Linked DNA regions of Mus musculus: region 2 is linked to region 1. Evidence: chromatin loops called from intact Hi-C (ENCODE). Cell type or tissue: heart. All regions are shown on one strand. Each heading gives the region's core, and the rest is flanking DNA. Links, peaks and the distances in the headings are about the cores only. Region 1 holds the start of Ift57 (intraflagellar transport 57). Region 2 has its middle 110 kb from the start of Gm31494.

Region 1 (8,339 bases), core at 321-8,320:
TCCATTTAGCTTAAACCAGCTTTGGCTGGGATTCTGTTGAGTTTTCCGAGATTAGCTTGCATACAGACATAGAAAGGCTTTCTTCTCAAAGTCTTACAAACTACTTCCAATCATTTCATAGATGGTGTGTAAGGAATGAAATGATCTGAAGCCTGACCACAAATAGTGGTCAAGAGGACTGTGAGGATAAGTCTTTACTGGAAGTGTGCACTTGCTGCGGCATTCCAATCTCTTTCAGCCCTATCTGACACCATAGTCACAGGGTTAGTCTTGCAGAAAAAAAAAAAAAGCTATTAAAAATACAGTATGGAGCTTCCCCGTCACTGAGATAACTCGGAAGAGGATATGAGTGGATATTCTCATGAAGGGAACTATTTCCACCAAGAAAAGGGCTGTCAGTTGTCGGCAGCTCTTACAGATAAATAAGGACATGTGGAAACATCTCTGCTTATTAAAGTTAAATGATATTTCTATGTTCTTTTCTATTTTCCCTCTGTGGGAAACCATAATGTGGTGAAGAATTTAATTTTCTCTCTTTTTATTGTTTATGTGCCAGAATTATTGGGAATAGTTTATACTTTAGTCCTTCCTTAGTTCTTTCCTCTGTCCTTCCTTCCCTCCCTCCTTCCCTCCCTCCCTCTTTTTTCTTTCTCCTTCCTTCCTTTCTTCATTTCTTTCTTTTTTTCCTTTCTTCACATTTTCAATGGAAAACTAATTCTTTACCTGCTTGCAAACCAGACCAAGTCTGGGAAGGAAATGGCTGGATTCTGGAAAAAGTATAACTTCCCGCCAAGTCAAAATACATACAGTATAGAAAGTCATCTACGAAGCAGTATTTGACTATTTCCTACTGTGCTGCATAACCTTCCGAGATGTCAGAACACCTCATGCAGGCAGCATGCTCTGAGGGAACGCCCACCCCTGCTATCCCAGAGCCTTTCAAGAGTCATTTAAAACCCATGAAACGCTTGTTGTTTGTATGAATATTTGTGACTCTTATTTTATTTCTAAAAAGCTTCATCTTCATCTTGTAAGGCTCTCAACTTCCATGTGTGGTCATTAAATATGGTCATGTCTGGGGGTAATCACTGTTGTAGGATAGCTAAGAAAATTAAAAGCTAATTTGACAGGGGGTAGAAGCAAACTAAATCTCTCCATTTGTCTCTACTAATAGCCACTAGCTCATGACTTACAAAGCAAGGCTATTTAAAAAGCGGTTCTAAGGTTGTGGATACAGCTCAGTGGGTAAACATTGTGCTGCAGGTGTGTAGACTTAAGTTCAATTCCCCAGAACCTATATAAACAGGAGGACTATAGTGTGGGTTTACAGTTCTACAGAAATATAGAAGGCAGAGATGGGAGAATCCCCTAGACCAGTGGTTCTCGAAAGGCTATAACCCTTTAATACAGTTCCTCATATTGTAGTGACCACAGCCATGTAATTGTTCTCATTGCTACTTCATATCTGTAATTTTGCTACTGTTATGAATCATAATACAAATATCTGATATGAAGGATATCCTATATGTGACCCCACACACACCCAAGAGGGGTCTTGTGACCCACAAGGTTGAGAACTGCTGCCTTAGAAGTTTACAGAACTAAAACAAGTCAATGGCCTTTCTGTACACAAAGGATAAACAGGCTGAGAAAGAAATTAGGGAAACAACACCCTTCTCAATAGTCACAAATAATACAAAATACCTTGGTGTGACTCTAACTAAGGAAGTGAAAGATCTGTATGATAAGAACTTCAAGTCTCTGAAGAAAGAAATTAAAGAAGATCTCAGAAGATAGAAAGATCTCCCATGCTCGTGGATTGGCAGGATCAATATAGTAAAAATGGTTATCTTGCCAAAAGCAATCTACAGATTCAATGCAATCCCCATCAAAATTCCAACTCAATTCTTCAACGAATTAGAAAGGGCAATCTGCAAATTCATCTGGAATAACAAAAAACCTAGGATAGCAAAAACTCTTCTCAAGGATAAAAGAACCTCTGGTGGAATCACCATGCCTGACCTAAAGCTGTACTACAGAGCAATTGTGATAAAAATGGCATGGTACTGGTATAGCGACAGACAAGTAGACAAATGGAATAGAATTGAAGACCCAGAAATGAACCCACAAACCTATGGTCACCTGATCTTTGACAAGGGAGCAAAAACCATCCAGTGGGGAAAGGACAGCATTTTCAACAAATGGTGCTGGCACAATTGGTGGTTATCATGTAGAAGAATGTGAATTGATCCATTTCTATCTCTTTGTACTAAGGTCAAATCTAAGTGGATTAAAGAACTCCACATAAAACCAGAGACACTGAAACTTATAGAGGAGAAATTGGGGAAAAGCCTCGAAGATATGGGTACAGGGGAAAATTCCTGAATAGAACAGCAATGGCTTGTGCTGTAAGATCGAGAATTGACAAATGGGACCTCATAAAATTGCAAAGCTTCTGTAAGGAAAAAGACACCATCAATAAGACAAAAAAAGCCACCAACAGATTGAGAAAGGATCTTTACCTATCCTAAATCAGATAGGGGGCTAATATCATATATATATATATATATATATATATATATATATACACACACACACAGATAGGGGGCTAATATCATTCATATATATATATATACACGCACACACACACACACACACACACACACACACACACACATCAAGAAGGTGGATTCCAGAAAATCAAATAACCCCATTAAAAAATGGGGCTCAGAGCTAAACAAAGAATTCTCACCTGAGGAATACCGAATGGCTGAGAAGCACCTGAAAAAAATGTTCAACATCCTTAATCATCAGAGAAATGCAAATCAAAACAACCCTGAGATTCCACCTCACACCAGACAGAATGGCTAAGATCAAAAATTCAGGTGACAGCAGATGCTGGCAAGGATGTGGAGCAAGAGGAACACTCCTCCATTGTTGGTGGGATTGCAAGCTTGTACAACCACTCTGGAAATCAGTCTGGTGGTTCCTCAGAAAATTGGACATAGTATTACTGGAGGATCCAGCAATACCTCTCCTGGGCATATATCCAGAAGATGTTCCAACCTGTAAGAAGGACACACGCTCCACTATGTTCATAGCAGCCTTATTTATAATAGCCAGAAGCTAGAAAGAACCCAGATGCCCCTCAACAGAGAAATGGATACAGAAAATGTGGTACATTTACACAATGGAGTACTAGTCAGCTATTAAAAAGAATGAATTTATGAAATTCCTAGGCAAATGGATGGACCTGGAGGGCATCATCCTGAGTGAGGTAACACAATCACAAAAGAACTCACACAATATGTACTCACTGATAAGTGGATATTAGCCCAGAAACTTAGAATACCCAAGATACAATTTGCTAAACACATGAAACTCAAGAAGAACGAAGACCAAAGTGTGGACACTTTGCCCCTTCTTAGAATTGGGAACAAAACTCCCATGGAAGGAGTTACAGAGACACAGTTTGGAGCTGAGACAAAAGGATGGACCATCTAGAGACTGCCATACCCAGGGATCCATCCCATAATCAGCTTCCAAACGCTGACACCATTGCATACACTAGCAAGATTTTGCTGAAAGGACCCAGATATAGCTGTCTCTTGTGAGACTATGCCAGGGCCTAGCAAACACAGAAGTGGATGCTCACAGTCAGATATTGGATGTATCACAGGGCCCCCAATGGAGTAGCTATTGAAAGTACCCAAAGGAGCTAAAGGGATCTACAACCCTGTAGGTGGAACAACAATATGAACTAACCAGTACCCTGGATCTCTTGACTCTAGCTGCATATGTATCAAAAGATGGCCTAGTTGGCCATCAGTGGAAAGAGAGGCCCTTTGGACTTGCAAACTTTATCTGCCTCAGTACAGGGGAATGTCAGGGCCAAAAAGTGGGAATGGGTGGGTGGGGGAGTGGGCGGGGGACTTTTAGGATAGCATTGGAAATGTAAATGAAATAAATACCTAATTAAAACAAAAGAAATTTAAAAAAAGTTTACAGAAAAGCTGTCTGTCTCAAAGTAGTAGTTGAGGACTGATATAGAAGGTTGTCCTCTGACCTCCACCTGTGAGGCGTGCAATTACCCAGTTATCCTTGGATTTCTCATCTCCATTTTATTTTCTACATAAATCAGTAGTTTTATGTGTGTCTTTTATTTGATGAATAGCAATGTTTTTCATTTGGATACCTTTATTAGCATTAGAAACAAGGCTGATTAGAAAGAAAAACTCTTCCTTTTATCACAAGGATTTTTACAAATATGATTCAGATTTTAATTATGTCAAAAATATGATCCTGCTACATTATTTAGGGTGTGATATAAGCTGTTGATGACCCCTTAACAGGCACAGGGTTAATCAGACAAATGTTACACCTCTTGCTTCTGAGTTATCTTAAGAAGTAGCTAGGCAACTTCTCTTCGCTTCACTTCTTATCTTTAACTACAAGAAAGATTGCCTGATGCAGTACTTTATTGTAAGGATAAGTCACATCCCTGGTCAGTTATGTCTCCATGTGTTTTCTAGGTCAATACGTGCTGACATAATAGCAGAAATGTTCTTATCTAAATGTAAGTGCTACAATGCAGCACTTCCTTTCCAGATACTATATTTTGTGGGATTTCATTAGTACTCAAGAATTTAAATCTGCATGGGCTCGGAACAGATTGAGGCCAATGTGTGTGTGGTATAAATCTTTTCCCAAGCTGCCCTCTTCCAAGCAACCGCTTTCCTAATGGAGTGAGATAAGATCATTGTAAGACTTTAAGTCTTATTTAGAATATACTCGTAAGTCTAGCACTATCTAATAAGCAATTAAGTTAAGAAATAGACTAGCAGTCTTGCGGGTGGAATTTCTGAGGTAATGTGAACCTAAGGACAGCGAGTTTCACCACAACTTCCCACTTTGAGAAAATAAAACAAGAATCACTGAGCAAGCATAACCTCCAACACTCTGTTCTGCTTCGTTTCAGTCCTTTGAATTGCTACCTCGATGACCAGATGTCTGTTCATTCAGCAGCCCTGAGCAGAATACCAGATCCTGTGCTCCTCTTGGCTGTACTCAGCATGCAGCGCTAAATAGCTGGGGACCCTACGCCTTTAAGGCGCGCGGGAGAGGCGGAAGAGGTGGGGGACGATGCGCCACGCCCATAGGGCGGAGCTACCCCCTAGGCCAGGGACCAGCATGGCGTGACGTCACGTAAGAATCCAGCTTTGATTGGTGAAAATTTAGAGAGGCCGGCTGGGAGCGAAGGAGGCGGGTCTGGTTGCCGTGGTGACCGGCTGCCCTGCGGTTGCCTGGTAACGGTGGGGACTGTGCGGTCTGTGGGGTGCGGGCGGCGAAGGCTGCAGAGATCCTGGCCGGAGCCCAGCCGGGCGCTGGGGGTCTGAGCAGGGATGGCCGCCGCGGCCGCGGTGATCCCGCCGTCGGGCTTGGACGATGGGGTGTCTCGGGCTCGCGGGGAAGGCGCAGGGGAGGCTGTGGTGGAGCGCGGGCCAGGAGCGGCCTACCACATGTTCGTGGTGATGGAAGACTTAGTGGAGAAGCTGAAGCTGCTCCGCTACGAGGAGGAGCTACTCCGAAAGAGCAATCTGAAGCCCCCGTCCAGGTGCGTGCCTTGCCCCCAGCGCCGGGTGCTGGCTGGACCCCAGGGGGACGCTCCCCCTTAGGTGAGGCGAAGACCCCGCGCGGGGGTCCTTACATCCCTTCCTCTGGCTTCTGTGCTCAGGAAGGAAACTTCCGCACTGTGGAAGGTGTAGTTTTTCAGACTTGATCATTTTGTGGAGAAAGTAAACAAGTTTTGTAATGGCAGGGAGGACTGGGGAAGACAGTCTGCCCATTTTTCAAAACAGTCACGCACCGTCTACCAAACACAAATCTTGTTTTAAATATAATAAAATACCCAAAGTAGAAAGGGTAGAAAAACCTATCTCTAGCGATGAGCGCCCTTATCATTTAGATCTCTTTCTAGTTTATGTTTTCCTTTGCTAGACTTTGTAAACTAACAACTGTGAATACTTAGGACATTTCTGAGCAGCACTTGTTATGTAGTAAGTAAACTTGTGGGCTAATTACTATGGTTCAAACGACTTAGTGCTTTTGCAACAATACTCTTAGAAAATGGGAAGTGGAGAAGGCAAATGAAATAAGTGTTTGGAATGGCCCTCAATATAGGACCTAAAGTTCCCGCTTGCGGTAGTGGGGAAAGTTTGGAATATCCCCAAGGCAGAGCCTATAGTTGTCAAGAGTGATAGACAAAAGTCCCTCCTGTAATCATGGTAGCTTAGTGATAACTGTGTTCTATTGCTTTTTTTTCCCTCTAAATCCCGTGTTTGTTTTATTCTGTAAGAAGAAATTAAAGAGTTATTTATCGTACTTTCTTTTCCATCAATGGGACACATATCATTTCTCTTGGCAGTTTTAAGCTCTTACCCTCTTCCAGACAGGTCTGGAAGAATTCTTGTATAAAATCTGCCCACAATGCCAAGTTAGTCTGTAAAAGGAGAAAAATTAGAGAAGAAAGATCATCTTGATCCTGATCCATAATAGAAGTTTCTAGATTGGGATTATTATTTAAAATAAATTGGTCATAGTAATATAGATGGCCAACATTTTTGGTGGGGATAAAAGTGTTAAGTTTTTCAAATTTATCTGTCAAACAAAGGGAAAGTGGACTTACTATTAATAGTAATATTATTAACGAGCTCTTATTAATGCCTTGCTGTACTGAAACTCAAAGCTTGAGCAAGACACTTTGTACCACGGATTTGTGTGGAGATATTCTAGCCAGTAGGTCAAGGTGTCACCATCAGACTAGCACGTCCACATCACCTGGGGATGTAGGAAGAAGTTGTCAGGCTCTTGTCCAGGTCTGCCTTTTCAGAAGGTCTGGAGATAAAACATCTGTAGGTGATTCTGATATACCTTCATGCTGCCGAATCCCCATCACAGGCCCACAGTATCTGTCAGTGTCCCTTCCTCTGGCCTCAAGGAGTGATAATAAGGAATAAACAGTTATTGGTGGGTAAATTCCTTGTAAACCTGTACCTGAACATTTATACTTTCTGGATGGAAAAAGTTTAGAAAATAGAAGTATAGATCACTGATTCTTATGTAATTGGTTTTATACATACACACACATTTAAAAACATAAGTCATTAGTCTCTTTAAATTCATATTATATATATGTGTATATATATATGTATGTAATAGTGATAGCAACATAGAGAAAACAAAGCAGATCTCTGATTCACCTTTTGGATGATGCTAGTTGTACCTTTTATGTCCTCCTTAGCTCTGTACAAATCTACCCTCATGGGAACATATCTAGTACAGTAATGGAATTAGCAAAGTGCAGCAGTGGTGACGTGTGGGGACCTCATGGAGGTTCTTGTTCCTTTCTGAAACCCTGCACCATCTAAGTTGGGAACCTCTGAAATGTACCTGTGTAGGGTTCCATTCCCATAAGTTATGGTTGTGCAGGACTGAGGGAAGACGCTCCTGGCAGCACTTTAAGGAGTTGATTGGAATATGTAGCTAAGATGTTTGGCATAGCTGGTAGGCTACAACCAGTAAAAACATGCTAAGTTATTAGTCTCTTTAAATCCACAGTTGCCACTTGGGGGGCGGAGGAACTTACTCATGACCAGTTAATTGATTTTGACCAAACCTTCATGCCATTCTCAAAAATTACTACCTTCCATTCCCTGGTTGTAGGGGGTTTTGGTCAAATATTTTGTGTGCTGTAGGGATTGTCCCTTGATACTAGCTCGAAACGTTCTGAGTGCCGTGAATCACTAGATCGTTCAAGAGTATTAATGAAGGATGCTTGAGGGACAATTAGCAACTTTGGACTTACTCACTGTTGACTTGCTTTAGCTTACACATCCAATCCTCCCTTCCTTTGAAACAGACACTACTTTGCTCTGCCTACCAACCCAGGCGAGCAGTTCTACATGTTTTGCACTCTTGCTGCGTGGCTGATCAACAAAACTGGCCGTGCCTTTGAGCAGCCTCAAGAATACGACGATCCCAATGCAACTATATCTAATATACTCTCTGAGCTTCGCTCTTTTGTAAGTGAGATACTCTCTTCTCCGTATTCTCAGACTGTGGATTTCAATAGTAACAGTTCAGTAACAGGTACTAGCCTTTCAGATGACTCTTTTGGAAGAGTAGACAGACAGACTGATAATTGACTGATATGAGTGATTTTTAAATTTATTTTAAAGTAAGACCTTCCCAGAATGGTTGATACTTTATGTAACATGATTTCCACTTCTAAAAATGTTACTATAGACTCTCTTTAGGCCAGATTAATAATATTTTTTTTT
Region 2 (8,339 bases), core at 53-8,052, 170 kb before region 1:
ACTTAACACTTAACTGTGTACCATAAGAATAAACTACAGGGAGGAATGGGCTTGTTGATGGTAGAAATAACTTGGCTAAATGTACAGAGGAAAGATGTGTAAATATGGGCCAGTGACACTGGTTGCTGAGGGAAGGTTTGTGGAGGGGCGTGGTAGAAGGGAAGTCAGAGAATCAAAGAGGAAGATACAAAGCAGAAATCTTTAACAGTATCTAAAATACACATCAAGTATAAAAGTTTGGTTACTGATTCAGTGCTACGGGGAGACACTGAGACTTTTAAGAAGAGCCTAATAGAAGGAAGTCTAGTTGAGTGTGTGATTAAAACAAGCATTGGGATTCGAGAACTTCCATTTCTGTTTCCTAGACTCCAGTGGCGAGAGGGTGCCACTTTCTATCTTAAAGGGGATATTGGGACCCTGTACCTCCATCCTCCCTACCTAGATGCAGTCTGGTGAGCAGTTTCCTCCTGAGTTCAATGTCACTGTGATGCACTAGCCTTGTTGCAGATGTAAAAGCAACCTGGCCTAACTTGGCTTAAGACCTAAAAGTCTTGAAACCGTGACAAGTAAATCAACAAACCAATCAGTCAGTCAATTAATCAATAGCACAGACCTTTCTTCTTTGAAGCTGACTATCTCCGATATTTTGGTACATGTTAACAGAAACCTTGTTACAGAAAAGAAGCCCAAAGAAACTGGGTCATTTCAGACTCTGTCCAGTAGCGTGATTTGGAAACATTTAGAACTGGCAAATTTGTAAAAGCAGAGTAAAGCAAGATTAGATGCTGTGAGCAGAAGAAGTTGAGGGCTCAGAGACCAGAATGCTCATAGAAATTCCAAAAATAAAGGTTTTGCTTCTAGGATTTCAGATAATATAAGGTCTCTTTTGGAAACGGATCAAGAGACCATCATTGCCATACTCTGGCAAGTAATTTGAATGTCTTACTGTGACAAGAATCCAGGTGCATTCTGTCCCTGACCTGCTCTGGGGGTGGGGGGTGAAGCTTTGTAGGTGACACATTGATCTGGCAGAGGAAATTTCGAGATGCTCAGTCAGTGACTGGAATACCATTGGCCACTTTAGCCAAATTTATCATGAGAAATGGGAGCAAAACATAGAGGAAATATCTAAGTAACACAGTTTAGCCCCAAAAATGAGTGGGTTCAAAGATGCTGATAAGGATATAGGAGTGCTGCTAGCATGCTAAGGCAATCGATGGTGTTAGAAAACCATGCACTTTGTACCAGGATAGCAAGAACGATTCCTCAAGGGCACCAGAGGAACTGACAAACTCTTGCTCATTATGGGGTCAAAGGCATGGCCATATAAACTTGCTTCAAGACTCTCCTTTGAAATATGAGTCTTTGGACCTCAGCTGGCACTGAAGTAGTGATGGAGTTCTTTCCTCGAATCATTTCCCCTGTGAGTATGGACACCAGATCACTCATCAGATCAAGTGACTGTAGCCATGGTCAAGTGGGCCCTAGTAAAGGTCCCACTTATGACCTTGGTGCCAACCCCCACATAATACTGCTTCACAATATGATAAATGTCACAGTTACGGGGGTCATGAAGACTTCAACTTAAATTTCAAAATCAGTTTAGAAAGACAACAGTGGAGTCAGAGAACTCAATGGAAGCCTCTGTTAGGATGATATGTACAGCAGTGAGAATCCTTGGAAAGAGAGACGGCAAGAATATGCACCTGTGATGTCCCCTAAAAGCAATGTATGCAAGATTTGGTAGTCTGCCTGCGACAGTATAGAAAGGTAGCTGAAACACTGTGGTCTGGAGCCTAGAAAATGGATGTTTGTCTGATCAAGATATTGGGGCTATCCTCTTCCTCTATATCTTCAAAATCTCTCCTCCCAAAAAGTGAGTTTATCACAGGCTCACCATTGTGGTGCTCTGCTTCATAACATGTCCCAAAGCAACACAGCTAAGTGATCATAGGCTGAAGTCTTCCAAGTTGGAAGCACAAATAGATCTTTCCTGCTTCTAGGTTGTTTATTTCAAGTATTTCCTCACAGCCATGGAAAGCTGACTTAGACGTAAGAGGCTACACACAGCATGCAGAGCCAACCTGAGATAGGTCACGTGGAATGAAGCCAGCAGCAAAGCCAGAGAAAGTTTTGTCCAAGCCCTTGGAAAGCCAGTATGCTATCATCTGCCCAAGATGCAGGACATGGAAACTTGAGGTTCATTTGTCCCATAGAGTTTCTGTCTGATTCTTCCTTTCTTGACCCAGAATTCTCTCCTTTGGATTGGGAATGTCTATCCCATGCCATGATCTTACAGGTATGTTCTTTGTTTTGATTTTTTAAGGCTCACACCCAGAAGTTTGTCTCAAGTATCAGAGTAGACTCTGAATTTGTACTGTTGAATACGGCCAATATTGATTAAGATTCTGAACATAGACTTAATTTGCTTTGTGCTGAGAAAAACAGTAAGCTACTGGACCAGAGCAGAATGTTATAGTTTAAATCATGAATGTTCCCCAAAGTGCTATACCTTAAAGACCTAGTTCTTAGCATACACCATTATTGATGGGTGATAGAAATGTTACAAACTGGACCTTATAGAAGAATGGTACTGGGGACATGCCAATGAAGGGACATTGGGACCCTGGTTCTCCTTGCCTTCCTTTATCTCAAGCTCTGCTGGTCCTTTGCTTATGCACACATGCCCATGTTATTTTTAATGGATATTTTCTTTATTTACATTTCAAATGTTATACCTTTTCCAGGTTCCCACCACCCAAAACCCCCTATCACAGCCCCCCTGCTTCTATGAAGGTGTTCCTCCACCCACCTACCCACTCCCACCTCCCTGCCCTGGCATTCATCTACACTGGGGCATGGAGCCTTCACAGGACCAAGGGCCTCTCCTCCCATTGATACCCAACAAGGCCATCCTCTGCTACATATGCAACTGGAGCCATGGGTCCCTCCATGTGTACTTTTGGTTGGTGGTTTAGTCCCTGGGAGTCTGGGGTCAGGGGAAGAAAGTGGTCTGGTTGGTTGATATTGTTGTTCCTCCTATGGGGTTGCAAACCCCTTCAGCGTCTTCAGTCCTTTCTCTAACTCATCCATTGGGGACCCTGTGCTCAGTCCAATGGTTGACTGAGTATCTGCTTCTATATTTGTCAGGCTCTGGCAGAGCTTCTCAGGTTATATCAGGCTCCTGTCAACAAGCACCTCTTGGCATCCTCAATAGCTTCTGGGTTTGGTGACTGTACATGGGATGGATCCCCAGGTGAGGCAGTCTCTGGATGGCCTTTCCTTCAGTCTCTGCTCCTCACTTTTGTCTCCGTGTTTCCTCCTGTGAGTACTTTCCCCTTTTCTAAGAAGGACCAAAGCATCCACACTTTGGTCTTCCTCTTTCTTGTGCTTCATGTGATCTGTGAATTTTGTCTCATGATAAGACAATTCTTTTATCTATCACATGGCTACTACATGGTATTCTGCTGCAGTTCTGGACTAAAGGGAACTGCAGATGAGTCAGTTTTGCTGTCTCTAAAACTCTGAAAGGATTGCCTCAAGTATTTTGATCCAGTGACATAAGTTTACCAGCAGATGGAGCCAGTACTGAAATGTGAACATCAGGTGGCAGATGTGACATCAGTTCTTCAAGCTGCAGTAGGTTCAAATGTTTTCTTCATTTGGGAAGTTAAAGAGCTTCACATTGGAATGGCTGAAATGACAGCGGAGGGTGGGGGCATGAACGGCCCTATTTACCTGCTTACCTTTTCTCCTTTCTCAAAATAACATGAGCTCCACAGAGTACAGCTGGGAAAAACTGGCCCACTAAATAGATCACCTTCCTCCAGCTCTAGTCTGGACCACTATTAAGGCAGTGAGAACAGATGCACCAAGGTCCACAGAACTTAAAGAATTGTCCTCTGCCTGCTGGTATTTATATCAGAGTTCCAGGAAATTTGCATTTTCTGTAACTCCATTACCTGAAGCTGAGAGTCAGTTGGAAAGTTCAAGTGGTAGGTGTTGGAAAGATGTTTGGTTTCCTGTTTTGCACATGTGGATGTTGTAATGACTTGCTAATGGATTTTTCTCCTACTGAGAAAATTTTGGCTAGGACAGTTTGGCTGAGATGGAAGGACAGAAGACCAAATTGAACCCTAAGGTTTTTGACTTCCAGCTGGTGGGTTGGTGCTGTGGACCAAGAGAAATGTCCCTGTTGTTACTCGAAATGAGAATTAATAATTACTCAAAATATGGAGCAGGTAGAGTTAAGTTTTATAAATCACAACTTTGAGAGGATGTGTAAAATGTTTCCTACCCTCATTTCCTCTCACAAAGCTATGCCCAGGATAGAACATAGGATCCTTCAAACGACCTTCACATGCTGATCTCTGCATTCCAAGCAGAGGCAGGCAAGGAGCGTCTGAGCTGAATTTAGACTCCAGTGGATGAAGTTCAGCTGAGAACACAAAGTCACAGCAGCAACTGGAGGGAGCAGAGACTTCCAGAGGCAGTTGCCTTGTCATAGATTTCCCGGCTGTTGATATTGGCTGGTCCCCTGTGCTAAGGGAGCAGCTTGGCAGAAGGGACAAGGTTGGCGTCATGTCTGCCCATTCTCTGGTTTTGCTCAAAACTGGATTATGGCTAATGATTAAAAGACAGACAGAGATGGGGAGGGAGAAAGAGAGAGAGGGAGAGAAAAAGAGAGAGACAGACAGACAGAGACAAGGACAGGGAGACAGCGACAGAGAGACAGGGGTCAGCTTTCCCCTACAGGAAGTCAGAGCGTTCTCCCTTGACCTTGAAGCTGCAACCAAACATGTCCTCTACAAGACATTAGCTGAGCAAAAGGAAGGTTGGCACATTTTGGATATAATTGTCACACTGGGGCATCCTTGTAATCAAATCTTAAATAAATATACAGTTCACATAGCTTTTTCCAGATTAACTAGAATACCTCTATTGACAAAACTACCAGCACTGAAATATAAATGCTCGTCTTGGGTTGCTAACCCACAGCCTCATAGGTTCATTGACTATCACTAATAGTCACTGTGCACAGGTATATGCGTGTTTATGTCTGATAATATTATCTACTAAGAGGTTTTGAATTGATTAAATAACTTGGGCTAAAACGTCACTGAATCTAATGAATACCTATTGATTCATATCACTTTTTAAGTCCGTGCCCCCTGCCCAGGAGAAGAATGAGACATTGAACTAATGGTGAAGCAAGCAGCGGTGGCTGTCCCACAACATGGCAAACCTGTACACACCGTACTATGACTTACAGTTGGTGGAAACTATCAACCACGTTCTGAGATTCCAGGGATTAACAGCTGTCAAAATGGATCTTGTGTGTCTGTCACAAATGTTGGGAGCATAACCAAACTTGATTTCCCACTCAGTACTCAAAAGTCTTGATTATTCCTTTCATACTTTCAACTAGTTCATGTCAGAGGCAACAACAAAAAAATCTATATAATGATTGTGGGGTTTTTATTTCAGTATTATTTTTGTATTTATAAGACACACAAGTCAATCAATACCTTTACAAGCATTAGGTGCAGTAACATGAGCTGAATGAAGTCAAGGAAAGGGCAGAGATGGCAGAATCTCAAGTCAATAAACCCAAAGCTAAAGCAAAAAAAAAAAAAAAAAAAAAAGGTTAGAAAAATGAGATAGATATTCAGGAGCTCTAACTTTTGAAATGTGTTGGCCTAGGGCTCAAACATCCTATGGACCAATGTAGCAGATTTTTTTCTTCTCTTTCTTTTTAAAAAGAATTACAAGAGATGAATCTAGGTTGTTTAAAAAAATAAAACAAAACAAAAACAACAACAAAAAAACCTTCCCTGTTAGTGATGAAGGGGTAATTTGAGAAGAACGCATTATTTATTTATTTATTTATTTATTTATTTTGTAATTGCTTGATTCAGGGTTAACTAGACCCAAGTTTGGACCCTTATGTGTGTAGATAGACTCCTGTTCACAAATCCATGCAGCAAAGATGATTTGGAAAGCTCAAGTGAATGGGCTGGGAATCCCAAATGAATACTTTCCATGGTACCCTAGAACATAGCGTTGTCCTGTATCTATGTAGACCTACAAGGGAAGATGCTTAACATGGAGGTAATGACACACAGCAAGGAGGACAAGGACTGGGTTATAGGTCTCTTCTTTTTATCCCAAATACTCCCCCAAGCACAGACAATGGATCTTGCTACAGTTCCGTGCTTCATTAACTGGCTGTTCCAATGCAGTAGCAGAAGGGAGTGCCCTCATTTTCTGGTCAAAGTGAAGGAAGGACACAGAACTCTGAACTGAATGTTGGATAGGGGATGAGGCAGGGGGAGTAGGGCCTCAGCTTCTTTACTGAGGTCCTCCCCTGGAGCATCGTTCGTAAATGCGATTGAGCTTTAGGAAAACAAGTTAAAAGAGATTAGCAAAATGAGATATTAGCTACCCTTCATTAAATGGCTGTAAAGCAGCTAGGACAGTCCCCTGGGCAGATGACAGTCTCCTTTCATTTTCAAAGGTTGGTGTGTACCTAGATTGTTTGTTTATGATAAATGAATTACTAATACTCCTACAAGGTACACTGATAGGATTGCCAATCATAAATATCGACCTTTTCGAAGGAGGCTAAAACTTGGCTACGTGGAAGACACTGAGATCTAAGTCTGAGAAGGCTGAGTCATTGGTTGCTCCATAGAGATCCCACTGCTACCTGGACAGCTGTCTCAATCATAAGGCCCAGTTGGAGGGCTCTAGGGGAGTGGCTTGACTGGTGGCTCAGCTGGAGAAGTATCACCCCACTGATTCGGGGTGGACTGTGCAGAGCCTGTCCAGCAAGGCCATAGAAAGGATTTGCTTAGGGAGGGGCAGTACTCCAATGGTCCTCAGCTGTGGGAGGTCACGGGGCCTTCAAACCCCACCCACATTTCACTTTGTCACAGCTGTGTCCAAGAACGAATAAAACAAGTGAGGCAGAAATTGCTTCGGCAAGAGATGAACAGGGATACCTTGCTGGGCAGTGTGATGACTGATTGCCCCCCATTCACAGAAGAAGAGCCTAAAATCCTTCAACTGCCGTAAATACAGGGAACGTTTCCTGAAGGAACTGTGCTTGCGGAATCTCTTCCAATGGTGGAGGGGATGCAGAAATGGAGAGTGACAGAGCATGTCCCTGGGGCAGTCACCAGGGCCTGCTGTCTGCTAGCAGATAATCTCCTCAATTCCCTGCCTCCCCAAGAAGCTCATGGAGATCTTTAAAAACCTCTGGAAAGGGCTCAGACCGGTCTGGGCGAGCTCCTCCGCTCACAGTCACTGGAATGTCAGAGAACGCACTGGCATACACTCTGCTTTCCAGGTTCCAGAAAAAAAAAAAAAAGAGGAGTTCCTTTTTATAAACATTGATCAGAGAAATAAAAGGAGGATGCTGATCTATTAATCAAACTTAAATTGCGTTTGAAAGAGGCACTTGAGAAAGACATGTTTATGTAGTGTAGAAGGCACTTTAAACAAGGTGATTAAAGAAATGTAAAAATTACATGGAATGCCATCCATTGCTTTCAGAGTGGCTGGAGCCTTTTGATCCTCAAATGAAAGAAAACTACATTCTAACATTGAGCACCAAAGACTAAACAGATACAAGAACATCTTGAATGCGGATGCTAAAAGAGTACTTTTTCTTTTAATCCCTGTTGCTTCTTAATATATAAGATTAGTAGAAGATTTCTTTAGGCTAATTGTGTGCCACAGGGCGGAGGGCAGGTTGGCAAGTGGTTATGAAGGTAGCTGACTTTGCTTAACTAGCGCTTTCATTCAATGCTCTATTTTTAGCTCTGGTGGCTAAGCACTGTGATGCAGACCTTGCCCCAGTTAGGCATGTCAAATGTGCAATTAAGACCTTCCTAACTGACGCACATGGAGAGCCTCCTGTGGACTTTTAACTGCTAAGGTAAACAGTTTCACCTAAGACAGTGGCAGGCTACACGGAGGCTTTGTATTGCTACAGTGTAACTAAGCAGGAGAGCTGTCCCAGAATTCCTCCCTGCAGGGTTCTACGTGGGAGCTGGCCACCAGAAAAATTCACAACTGATTAGGCTGGCAAATGTGAAGGAGCAGATGTTCATTTCTTACTCATAAGGTCAGTAAATGGCACTGTGATCCCTCATACAGAATACCCAGGGGCCAAAAACTTGAGCTGGCAAAGATCAGTGACTACTGTCAAGATTGATGGCTTCACCCCAACCTCCCAGTTTCCTTCAGCTATACAGAGTCCCAGACAGGCGAGTCTGCAACTCTAATGCACCCAGTCCAGCAACCACTGTGGAACAGTCCCAGCTTTGCTCTGA

The links. Hi-C counts contacts between places; a loop is a spot of excess contacts. Peaks named below come from ENCODE experiments on the same cell type or tissue, not always from the same donor. Only the 100,000 strongest peaks of a DNase experiment are listed, where the experiment ranks them.
Region 2: it touches region 1 in a loop (3-fold over the local background); 4 of 42 quality-filtered maps call a loop at or near these places.

The regions. Positions count from the first base shown.
Region 1 is chr16:49,693,936-49,702,274 of GRCm38, forward strand. Ift57 (intraflagellar transport 57) reads left to right here and starts at 5,359. Exons shown (of 11, transcript NM_028680.3): 1 at 5,359-5,614; 2 at 7,919-8,081. The coding sequence starts at 5,403. In heart, for the core only: no CTCF peak of the experiment used is centred there; a DNase peak (open chromatin) is centred at 5,216; H3K4me3 peaks cover 1,719 bases; H3K27ac peaks cover 1,125 bases.
Region 2 is chr16:49,525,680-49,534,018 of GRCm38, forward strand. No RefSeq gene overlaps it. Among named protein-coding and RNA genes, the nearest start is that of Gm31494, 110 kb to the right of the region's middle. In heart, for the core only: a CTCF peak has its summit at 3,568 (motif pointing right); no DNase peak of the experiment used is centred there; H3K27ac peaks cover 1,316 bases.